Linked DNA regions of Homo sapiens: region 2 is linked to region 1. Evidence: chromatin contacts called from ENCODE POLR2A ChIA-PET data. All regions are on one chromosome and are shown on one strand. Each heading gives the region's core, a stretch centred on a gene start or an enhancer-like site at or near the end of the contact. The rest is flanking DNA. Distances are from core to core; before and after follow the strand shown.

The links. ChIA-PET counts read pairs that join two places held with the same protein, here RNA polymerase II (POLR2A).
Region 2: POLR2A ChIA-PET joins it to region 1 with 18 read pairs in activated naive CD4-positive, alpha-beta T cell. The contact joins two enhancer-like sites. POLR2A ChIA-PET finds 5 or more read pairs at or near these places in 5 of 52 experiments (BJ, GM10248, OCI-LY7 and 2 more).

What each region holds. Positions count from the first base shown.
Region 1 is chr2:24,765,373-24,770,903 of GRCh38, reverse strand. NCOA1 (nuclear receptor coactivator 1) reads right to left here. Exons shown (of 23, transcript NM_003743.5): 23 at 202-2,683. The coding sequence ends at 2,513. Among named protein-coding and RNA genes, the nearest start is that of PTRHD1, 25 kb to the left of the region's middle. Within about 2 kb of position 2,106, at least 3 of the 41 ENCODE cell types and tissues checked have a DNase peak (open chromatin) inside an H3K27ac peak, as active enhancers do.
Region 2 is chr2:24,878,355-24,883,885 of GRCh38, reverse strand. The region is part of intron 2 of ADCY3 (adenylate cyclase 3); the gene reads left to right. Among named protein-coding and RNA genes, the nearest start is that of ADCY3, 39 kb to the left of the region's middle. Within about 2 kb of position 2,570, at least 2 of the 41 ENCODE cell types and tissues checked have a DNase peak (open chromatin) inside an H3K27ac peak, as active enhancers do.

The DNA of each region.
Region 1 (5,531 bases), core at 857-3,356:
AAAAATAGAGAGAGACATGGCATCTATGGCCATGAAGTACTGCCTGGACCAGATCTTCTGAGTCAAGAAACAGCAGGCCTAGAAGTCTTTAATCATCAGATAATGTCACAGTTAGAACCCCTCAAGGCCTGCTATCATGACTTCAGTTTGACCTTCTCAAATTTCAATGGTCTGGCTCAAATCAGGATGACTTTGAGGATCTTTGGCTTCAGGGATGCTTTATTATCCTTTTATAATACTCGTTAATTTGGGCTTTGGCAATTTCTGCAGATGTACATTTCATTTCTTCCCTGTAAATGAAGAGGCAACCCATGAGGTTGTTAAACAAATTCTATTCAGTAGCTGGAAAAGTGAATTTCCTGTGGAATGACAGGAATTACATAGAAGCAAGCAATTTTATTTTCCTCAAATGTAGCAATAATTTTAATCTGTACATACATAAAACAAACAGTGCAATTATAAAACCTTGAAGGTGACATGCATATTTTAAGGTGCAGTTGGGATGGGGGAGGATGTTAGCATCTCCAATTTTCCTTACTTTTTTTTTCTAGTTCCTTATGCAAAAGCACTGAGTCAGGAAACTTCATCTGGAATGCTGAAGTTAAAGGTGAACTTCCTGAAGTCTGCGCGTCTAAATATCACAAACAAAATGGAAATGACCTTCTAGAGCAGTTTGGTAGGGACTAGAGTAATATGGCTGGCTTTCAAGCTGGAAATGAATGAAATCAGGGATGCATTTTCTGAAAAACTAAAGGAGATAATGTTTGTAACTGAGTGTCCTATTTCTGTTTCATAGTTGCTAACCACATGAGCCCTTCCACCAATCTTTTTATTCGGCATAGTTTCTGAATAGATGCTGTTCAATGGAGTTATTTGTAACTAGGGGTGGTGAGATGCAGAAGGAAGGACCTGGGGAAATGGCTTCTTCCTTGAAGTCTGAGTCCATGCTCCTCTTCCACTGTTCTTATGGCCTTTTCTCTGCCATGGAGGCAGAGGTAGCTGGTGCAGAATGTCAGGTGCTGTCATCATTCACAGGCCCAGGGATGCAGACAAAGGTGAGTGATGGGGGTCTACCTTTGCTTCTTCCACAATACCTTTCTCAAGCTTTCCTGGCCTTGCAGCGGAACTTCTAGAACTAGAAAGTCAGTTCACTGGGTTCTTGACTCAGAGGCCAGGATGAGATGGGATGTGGCAGAGTCACAAGACACAAAGGGAAAATATGGTACCAATTAGCCTCAGAGCAGGATAGAGAAATTTATATTTGCACTGATGAAAATTCAAATTCCCAAAGTCAATCTAAAAAATGAAGATTTCCTTTGAGTATTAATTTTTTCTCTGTACAAGTAGCCTGTGCACTTCTGTTCAGATGATCCCAGGGACACTCTAGGGCAGTATGCTCTAGATCAGCTGGAACAGCTCTTTCTGGCAGTGACATTTTGATTTGAACCCCAAAGTAAATCCATACATGACATCACAGTTATTAAAATAATGAAATATTACTAACCAAATGTAACTGCAATTCAATCAATGTTATATTTCACACACAAATTTAGAAAAATCAAGAGTATAATAAAAGCATAAAATTAAACAGAAGGAAATCAATTTCTACAAGAAATCAAATATATTTACAATGAGATTTAAAGGGAAAAATAAGCTACTTGGATCATAAATTTAATTTTATTTTAAATAACTTTAGCTACCTCAGCTGTTAATACAATAAAAGCAGAAAAAACAGGCTGCCTTTTATTTTTCCAGATTTAATCAGAAAATTGTATCTACAATAATTGACACAACTCACTTCTTGTCCTTCACCCATCTCATCAAAAATTATTGCATTTTCCCCCAAACTGTATTTTTTGGATTCCTCTGTGAATATACTCATTTCGTCCTCTTTCCTGGAGGCATCTTGGTTTAAATCCATCTTTAAAAAAAGGAGAAGGGGTACATATGTGGAGGCAAAATATTCTCTTGAAGCCAACAGATACAGAGTTGCTAGAGAAGCTGATTGTACACACAAGCTGCCTGGGATTGGGATGGGGAGGGCTGCTGATTTCGAGACACATGACAGCCTTTGGTGGACGGGCACAGGCAAAGCCCCACGGGCCCTTCTTCCTGGGCAGGGTTGGGACTAAGCGGCGGAGGCGGAGCTTCATCTTCTTCTTGGAACTTGTCGTTTTGGTTCTCCTCCAAAAGCCTTCATCCAGATAAGAAGCCAATGACTGATTACAAAAATAAGAATAATTAAATTTGGCTCAAGAAATAGATTGTCCAACTGTTCTGCCTTGGTATTTTTTCAATATCCAAGGCCTTTACAAAGAAAGAAACAAAAACATCTTTCAATCTCCCGACAAAAGCAAACTCCTTTTTTTTTTTTTTTTTTTTTTTTTGCTCCAAATGCTACGACCTGAAGAATGGCTGCAGATTGAGATATCAAAAATCTCAGAAAAATATATAATATATTTGTATATCTCTGTATGTCTATTATTTAAATTTCACATTCCTTTAAAAGTGGTTATTCAGTCAGTAGCTGCTGAAGGAGGCTCTTCTGCTGGGCCTGGGGGGTCTGTGGTCCTGACGTGGGCTTTTGAGTTCCCAGTGGACCAGGCTGGTTCAGGTAAGGGTCCCCGCCTACCAGATTCACTGTACACTGGACGTCAGCAAACACCTGAACCTGTTGCACCTGCTGGAACACAAATAAAAGATGTGTTTAGACAGAAGGGTCTGCCCCCCCGGCTTATGAGTGGGTACTACTTGAAGTGGAAACTCACTAGAGCATTCCTCTAGTCTGTAGTCACCACAGAGAAGAACTCTTCTGTCTTCTTGTCCTACAAAAAGAAAATCGCTGCACTCATTTTGCTCAGGGTTCTGGAAAGTTCACACTTTAAAAATAAAATCAAAATTGGAATGGTCACGCCTCCTATAGGGTTGCCATCAATACTGAAAGTGAGTATCATTGCTAATGTTGCCAAGATTGGGAGAAGCCCAGTTTCAGAGTCTGGGTATCCAGTGGTAGGTTTTAAAAAATACATGATATTTAGAAAACTGGTTTAAAACCATTCTATGGATGATTTCAGTAGGATAAAAAATCTTTATGATGTCACTGAAAAATTAAAGGGCTTTCAACCAGTATTAGCAAAACAAAACCACAACTCAATAAGAGGACATCAGCATCTAAGGTTAATGTCCAAAAGATTTTTTAGTATTTAAATATATTATTACACAGCTCTTTCACATATTGGCTTTAGAATTACAGCAAATTATCATTAGAACAATTTCATATTTGACTTTTTTCCCCTGATAGACAATCCATTTAAACACATGAGCTAAAATTAACAGTACGTCTATTAGCCTTGAGAACAGTGTGAATTTTCCCTTCACTACTATGAGTAATAATACACTTATTCCTTAAAAATGTCTAAAGTTGCACAGTTCTAGCATATTCTATTGGGAAAACAAAGCCAGAAGTTAGTCTTTACCAACCAGCCTTATTAAAAAGTTGTTCGTAGAACTGATTAGGGCCAATACCACACTTGTGAATGTTCCAGACCAGGAATGGAGATGCCTTCTAAGGCATCTAAGTGCATCTAAGTGTCTCAAACTTTTTGACAAACTTGTGTCTCCTGTTTGATAGGTCATAAAGTATTTTAGATTAGTGGTGTATTTTTTTTGGTCATTTATCACTAATTCATGTCAATTACACTCAGCTTTTTAAAAAACTTTTCTATCCTAATCGAGTAAAAGTTGTTTTCCATCAACCTTCATTAGCCAAATGTCAAATGTGGTATGCATCAAATTTGGACACCAGTCTGTCCCCTGGTCTCCTATCCTCTTAATCCGTTTATATCTCCACTTTCCTTCCTCTCAGATGAGGCAGACAGCCCCCAAGCTGAGCTTTCCTAGTGCCTAAGGAATCAAATCTCTAGTTAGATTTGCACTGCTTTTCTCTCCTTCTCTTCCCCTTTCCCTAGTTTCCCAAATGTGGCTTCTAGCTCCTATATGCTCCCATTTGTTACTGCCTCCTCTGGGCTCTTTCTCTTGTGTCTATAACACACCAACGCGCCCAGTCTGCTCTCCAGCTGCCTCTGTGCCCTTGCCCCGCCTTTGTGGTCTGTAACGTCTCATTCTGACTCTTTCCTTCTAGAGCTTCACCAGGCCTTCCTCTCTTCCTAGGTCAACGATCCTCCTGCCAGCCCTCTTCCCGCTCCTCTCTTCTCTTCTTGTTCTCTCCTGTCTTACCTCCTCCTGCCATCCCTCTTCCCACTCCTCTGTTCTCTTCCTGTTCTCTCCTGTCTTACCTCCTCCCCATCCCATCCCAGTTCCCTACTACTCCCCTAGTCCTCTTCTCCTCATCTTTTTCTTCTCCCTTTCTGTATATCTGTCTTTATATTTCTGTCTAACTCACTCCCCAGCTGCCGTCTGGTAAATACAAAAACACTGGAGCAAGATTCATGATTGGCCACAACAGAAAGAAAATTCTACCACTGAAACTTCACATGACCACAAAATATAGTTCTTTTTTAGGCAGTGATTTAAAAAAAGGTCAACATATAAAATTTGATGTTTATGTTTCTACATATGAAATATTGGGGCAGAGCATAAGATGTTTTTGTCCCTAAATTCTTAAAAAGTTCTTGATAAAGGCATGATAAAACAAACTAGAAAGTTCTGCTTCTTTAAAAATAAAACTTTTTAAAAGATAGTCTAGGATAGGCATGGAGGCTCATGCCTCTAATTCTAGCACTTTGGGAGGCTGAGGCAGGAGGATCACTTGATGCTAGAAGTTTGAGACCAGCCTGGGCAACATAGTGAGACCCATCTCTACAAAAAATAAAAAAATTAGCTGGGTGTGGTGGCACACGCCTGTCATTCTAGCTATTTGGGAGGCTGAGGCTGGAGAATCACTTGAACCCAGGAGGAGGAGGTTGCAGTGAGCTGAGATTGCACCACTGCATTCCAGCGTGGGCAACGACAAAGCAAGACTCCGTCTCAAAAAAAAAAAAAAAAAAAGTGTATTATTGAAATTACAGAAAACTGAAAAGACTGAACAAACTCTAAAACCCATTTCAAACTATTACTTAAAAGGGGGTGTCTCAGACCAGTCCACAAAGGACTTCTTATATTGTCACAACTTCTCAGATAGGCAAAGTGTGACACAAAAGAAGCTTCAGATCTTCCAGGTGAGAAGACTGGTGTGAGAGCTGAGTCCCAACCTCTGAAGATTTTCTGGCATAATTTTTGCTTCAGTTCAAATACTGTTTCAGGGCAGGGCTCTGGAACTTTAAAACATGGTTGTTTGGGTGTAACTAATTTGTCAAGCTGCCCAGTAATGTCTCTGTGGGTTTGAGACTTTCAAAAACATCTGGTGAATGAAGACTCTTCATTTCCTCGATCTTTTTTTTTTTTTTGAGACAGAGTCTTGCTCTGTCGCCCAGGCTGGAGTGCAGTGGCACGATCTCGGCTCACTGCCAGCTCCGCCTCCCAGGTTCACGCCATTCTCCTGCCTCAGCCTCCCGAGTAGCTGAGACTACAGG
Region 2 (5,531 bases), core at 1,321-3,820, 110 kb before region 1:
AAAGAGTTTGCTGTGTTCCATGGCCACAAACACAAGAGAATAAGGGCTTGGTGTTTCTGTGTCATCAGTGATCTGTTCCCTTCAAGTTTTTACATTTTAAGTTTGTGTGATGATCTATCTGGATTCCTAAATATCTTCTGTCTCCAGATTATACACTTGTCTTCCTCCGAGCTGGTACATTTGCTTTCAAGTTCATCTAAAGTTAGTTTCAGAAAGTCAGGTGATCTGTGTGATAAATGTACCCAGTGTTGCTTATAGGTAAGAAAGCATGAGCAAAAGCATGGAGCCCTTTCATTCCTGCCTCACTTAGTATTGGCCGTCAGTTAGAAATTGGTTTCAATTTTCTTTATCGTCCAGAATCTATATGCTTAAATATATGTGAAAGCTCTGTGTTTTCAGAACATGTGAAAACTCCAACTGAGTGTGGCCAGCCCAAGCTTTCCTTCCTCATGGGGGCCTTTGCTGACTTCTCCCCTCTCCCTCAGAATCGAGCTGCACATCCTCTGTTCACTGCTAGCTTCTTTTTTTTATTTTTTTTGAGACAGAGTCTCTCTGTGTCGCCCAGGCTGGAGGGCAGTGGTGAGATCTCAGCTCACTGCAACCTCCGACTCCCGGGTTCAAGCGATTCTTCTGCCTCAGCTTCCCAAGTAGCTGGGACTACAGGTGCCCGCCACCATGCCCAGCTAATTTTTATATTTTTAGTAGAGACGGGGTTTCACTATATTGGCCAGGCTAGTCTTGAACTCCTGACCTCGTGATCTGCCCGCCTCTGCCTCCCAAAGTGTTGGGATTACAGGCTTGAGCCACCGCGCCTGGCCCTTTTTTTGAGACAGGGTCTCACTCCATCATCCAGGCTGGAGTGCAGTGGTGTGATCTCGGCTCACTGCAACCTCTGCCTCCCGGGCTCAAGCAGTTCTTGTGCCTCAGCCTCCCAAATAACTTGGGACTACAGGCATGTGCCACCATATACCCAGCTAATTTTTGTATTTTTAGTAGAGACGGGGTTTCACCAAGTTGCCCAGGCTGGTCTCGAACTCCTGACCTCAGGCGATCCACCCGCCTCGGCCTCCCAAAGTGCTGGAATTACAGGCATGAGCCACGGTGCCCGGCCACTGCTAGCTTCTTTACTGCCAGTAGAGTCAGCTCCTTGAGGTAATTTTATAATCTCCAGGGCCCAGTATGGGGTCCGCCACTCACCAGAGTATTCAATAGAGTTGAACTGACCACTTTGTAAAAAGACATGAGACCAAACATGATTCGGCTTTAAAACGGACTTCTTTAAATAGAATTGGAATTATTTGGCCTAGAGAAAGAGACCAAGGTGACTAAATAATGAGGTCACATCAATAAGAGAAGACAGGAAATGCTGTGAGCAGATGTTTGTGTGTCTAGTGAAGCAGCAAGAGCAGTGGGAGCTTTTGAGGAGTTTTGTGGTTCTCAGTCATCTGGAGTAACAGATCCTTAGGAGAATCTGACAAGAGCAATGGACTTGCTTCCCAGAGACGGGCCAAGTGTGATTTCTGCCCTACTTTAAGGGCTCACCAACTCCTCCAAAGCCTAGTCCAAGTGAGTAATCCCTGGGTTAGGATAAGATGCTACATTTGAGCTGTCCATTCTTGCATGGAAATGGGGAGGTTGACCAGATGGCCTTCTCTGGTTTTGACCATCTACACCCCTGAAACGTGGGCCTTCTGGGTGGGTGCATTGATCAGGCTGTTGTGTCTTTATGTTCAGTAAGTATCAGGAGCATTCTCCTCTTAGCCCACAAACTCTACAATTGACATAAAAATAAATCTACTTGTTCACACCATTGCTTCAGAGTTCATTATTCTCTGGTAGAAAAGGTCAAGAAAAAGTTCATTGTGAACACTCAGGAATCAAAAAGGAAGAAGGCGTTGTTCCAGGCCAGGGTTTCTTGACGTTGGCTCCGTTGACATTTGGGGCTGGATGGTTCTTTGTGGTGGGGGCTGCCCTGTGCAGTGTAGGATGTTCAGCAGCATCCCTGGCCTCCGCCCACTAGAGGCCAGTAGCACCCGCTCTCCTAGTCGTGACTGTCAAAACGTCTCCAGACACACTGTGGAATGGCCTCGGTGGTGGGCTGATCACCTGTGGTTGAGAACCACTTCTCTGTTTATCTTCATTTTGGCTCTCTTATCAAGGGGGAACACTTCAGTGGAGAATGAACTGTTCTTTCAGCTTCTTTTTACCACTGTAGCTGTTCACACAGCTCACGTTTGCTATGTTCCAATAGCTGTGCAAGGCCCTGGGGCTACAAATGTAAGTGACACCCATGATCTCAGGTACTTACTGCATCCTCTTGGGAGATACACACAGACGCATCAGGAGCTGCACTGAGGGAAGGCTGTGCCTCATGCTGTAGGGGGGTCTCCTTTGCACTGCTAGTGTCTTCTCCACCCAGAATGCCCATCCTTCTGGCCTCTCCCGTGGCTGGATCTTGCTTGGCATTCACTTCTCAGTTGAAATGACACTGCTTCCGAGAGACCTGTCCTAACGTCGGTGCCAGCTGTTTTCACCTAATGCTGCATAACAGCCCAGAACTCGGTGGCTCATGCCAGGCATTCCTCACTTGCACATCTGTGGGTTGGCTGGGGTGGGGCTGATCTGGGCTGGGATGGCTTTGGCTCTAAGCTGCAGCTTGGGATCAGTTCTGCTGTATCAGTTTATTGTTCTGTTGTACCAGTGAGGTTCTTAGTGTGTGGTGTTCTGGTGACGGGAGAAGCACAAAACAAAAAGCCAGCCCTCATGGGCATTTCAGAATGTGCTGCTTTTATAGATGCTGAAGTCTTTTTGGCCAAAGCAAATCACGTGGTCAAAGCCAGCAGGAAGGAAGGAGACTTTTTTTTTTTTTTTGAGGTGGAGTCTCACTCTATTGCCCAGGCTGGAGTGCAGTGGTGCTATCTTGGCTCACTGCAACCTCCGCCTCCCGGGTTCAAGCGATTCTCCTGCCTCAGCCTCCCGAATAGCTGGGATTACAGGTGCCTGCCACAACACCCAGCTAATTTTTGTACTTTTAGTAGAGATGAGTTTCGCCACATTGGCCAGGCTGGTCTCGAACTCCTGACCTCAGGTGATCCACCCGCCTTGGCCTCCCAAAGTGCTGAGATTACAGGCGTGAGCCACCATGCCCAGCTGGAAGGAGACTTTATACTCTGCAAGGATGTGGCTGTGTGATGCTTTTGCGGGGGAGTGAAGAACTAGGGCCAGCTGTCTTCCTCAGACCTCATCTAAAGCAGCTACCTAGTCACTTTCTACCACTTTTATTCTCTTTTGAGCTCTGATATGCTTACATTTGAAATATTATTTCTGCTAAGAGCTTGACAAGGGTAAGGTCACAGACTCGTCATAACATGTGGACCTCCACAGGCAGCAGAGGCAGGCTGTTTTGGTTGGAGCCTTGGATCCCTGAAATAGCACATCTTATAGGGAGGACTGGAGAGAGGCCCATTGTGATTGGAGGGAGGGGAGCCTGTTGAGGAGCAACCAGAGTCAAGACAGTAGAGCCTGGGGCCAAGGCCGCCATGTTCCGTGTCTGGGGAAGCCATCACGACAGATCTGTGTAGTGGCACCCCTGGCAGTGCGCAACCTGAGAAGCTGCTCTAGCTGCCTGGCAGATCATGAGGGACCTGGCCTAACATGTCAGATGGGCTGGATGCCTATTCTGGAAGTCCTCTTTGTTTTGGAAGAGGGTAGACTTTGAACATCTCTTACCAAAGGCATGCACAAGTTATAAGCAGAAAGCTTCTGGAGGCCCCTTTGTTTTGAGGCACATGGTGGAAACTTGGCAGATACCCAGCTCGGAAGGGCATGGCAGCAGCACCCCAGGCTTGAGCCTCGTGTTGTATTGATTAAGGTTGCATTTATTGGAGATCTCAGAGTCTCTCTTGGTGCAGCGATGCTTAGAATTTGCCCAAGGCAGCATGGGAGAGTCACTCACTGTCTGCAGACCTTATGACTCCTCCTTCCCACCTGCCCAGATGTTCCAGGTCCTAACTGGATCCTTAGCTCTTGGGGAGCCCCCTGTGCCGCGGCTGTAGCCCCGCCTTGGCAGACACCCATCACAGTTCAGCTAAGGTGATCGTATTGAGGGAGGGGAGCCCTGGCCCCGGGGTAAGGGGGTCTGGGTTCCGGTCTCAGCGCTGCTGGGAGACTAGGGGCTCGGAAGCTTATTTCTCTGACTTTAAGTCTCTTGCAAAATGAGAATAAGAAAACTCTGCCCTGCCTCCTCTTGTTGTGAGAAACAAATAGAATGATGAACATGAAGATTCTTGTAAAACGTCCTCAAAGTGTTATTATTAGTTACTAATTTGCCTTCAATGGAAGCAAAGAAAAAGTCATGAAAGGGGTATTTTGTGCCAAGCCCTGTGTGAGGTATGTGCAGTCTTTCAGTCTTTTTTTTTTTTTTTTTTTTTTTTGAGACAGAGTCTCGCTCTGTCGCCCAGGCTGCAGTGCAGTGGCGCAATCTCGGCTCACTGCAAGCTCCGCCTCCCGGGTTCATGCCGTTCTCCTGCCTCAGCCTCCTGCCCACCACGCCTGGCTAACTTTTTGCATTTTTTTTTAGTAGAGACGGGATTTCACCATGTTAGCCAGGATGGTCTCGATTTCCTGACCTTGTGATCTGCCCACATCGGCCTCCCAAAGTGCTGGGATTACAGGCATGAGCCACCGCGCCCGGCCCAGTCTTTCAGTCTTACTGGAACAGCCTGTGGGGTTACTGCAAGGGTGAGGAGCCATGTCAGAGAGGCAGGCGACTTGCTCCAGGGCACACAGCCTGCGGGCAGCCGTGTGCAGGTCTATGTGACTGCGAGGCCTGACCTCTTCCCGCCCCTCCATCTGCCAGTTGTTGCCTATGGCTTTCTATGTGCCAGTCCCGGGTGCTGGGGAGCCAGCAGGGAAACAACCCGTGTCCCGGCTGCATGGAGTTTGCTTTCCAGGCGACGAGGCGAAGGAGTGAGGACAGAGAAGGGCAAGTGCAGAACATTCTGTGCTGGGCCTCAAAGCAGGACTGGAGAATGAGTAGGGGTGGGCAGGGAAGGCCTCTGAGGGGTAGGGACATTTCATAGGGACTTAAGGAGCCACTGCAGCAGCCTCTACAGGCGTCTGCAGCGAGAGTGGCCCCAGAAGTGGGACCCATCTGTGCTGAGTGGCGGCCTCACAGGCTCTGGCTGGGCCTCCTTGGGTGGGAGAAGGCTGGTTGCCTTTGGAGGGGCCACCTCCCCTCCTCCTTCCTGCCCCATGGCTGCTAGGAGACTTTTTCCTAAAGCATCTGAGTAAGTTTTAATGACGAGTTTCCCGTGCGGCTGGCCTCCAGCCGCAGAACGTCATAGGTCTCTGTGGGCGACACGGACACTGCACCCTGAGCAGCTTTCTCTTGCTCAGCTTCTTCTCCACAGTTCCAGAGTGTTCTGGAACCTTCAGGCTGGAATGAGCTTATAGGAAGAGATTGGTTTGGGCAAGAGAGCCACCAAACCGCCTCCAGTGGGGTGACTTCCACTCGACAGTCCCACTTAGAG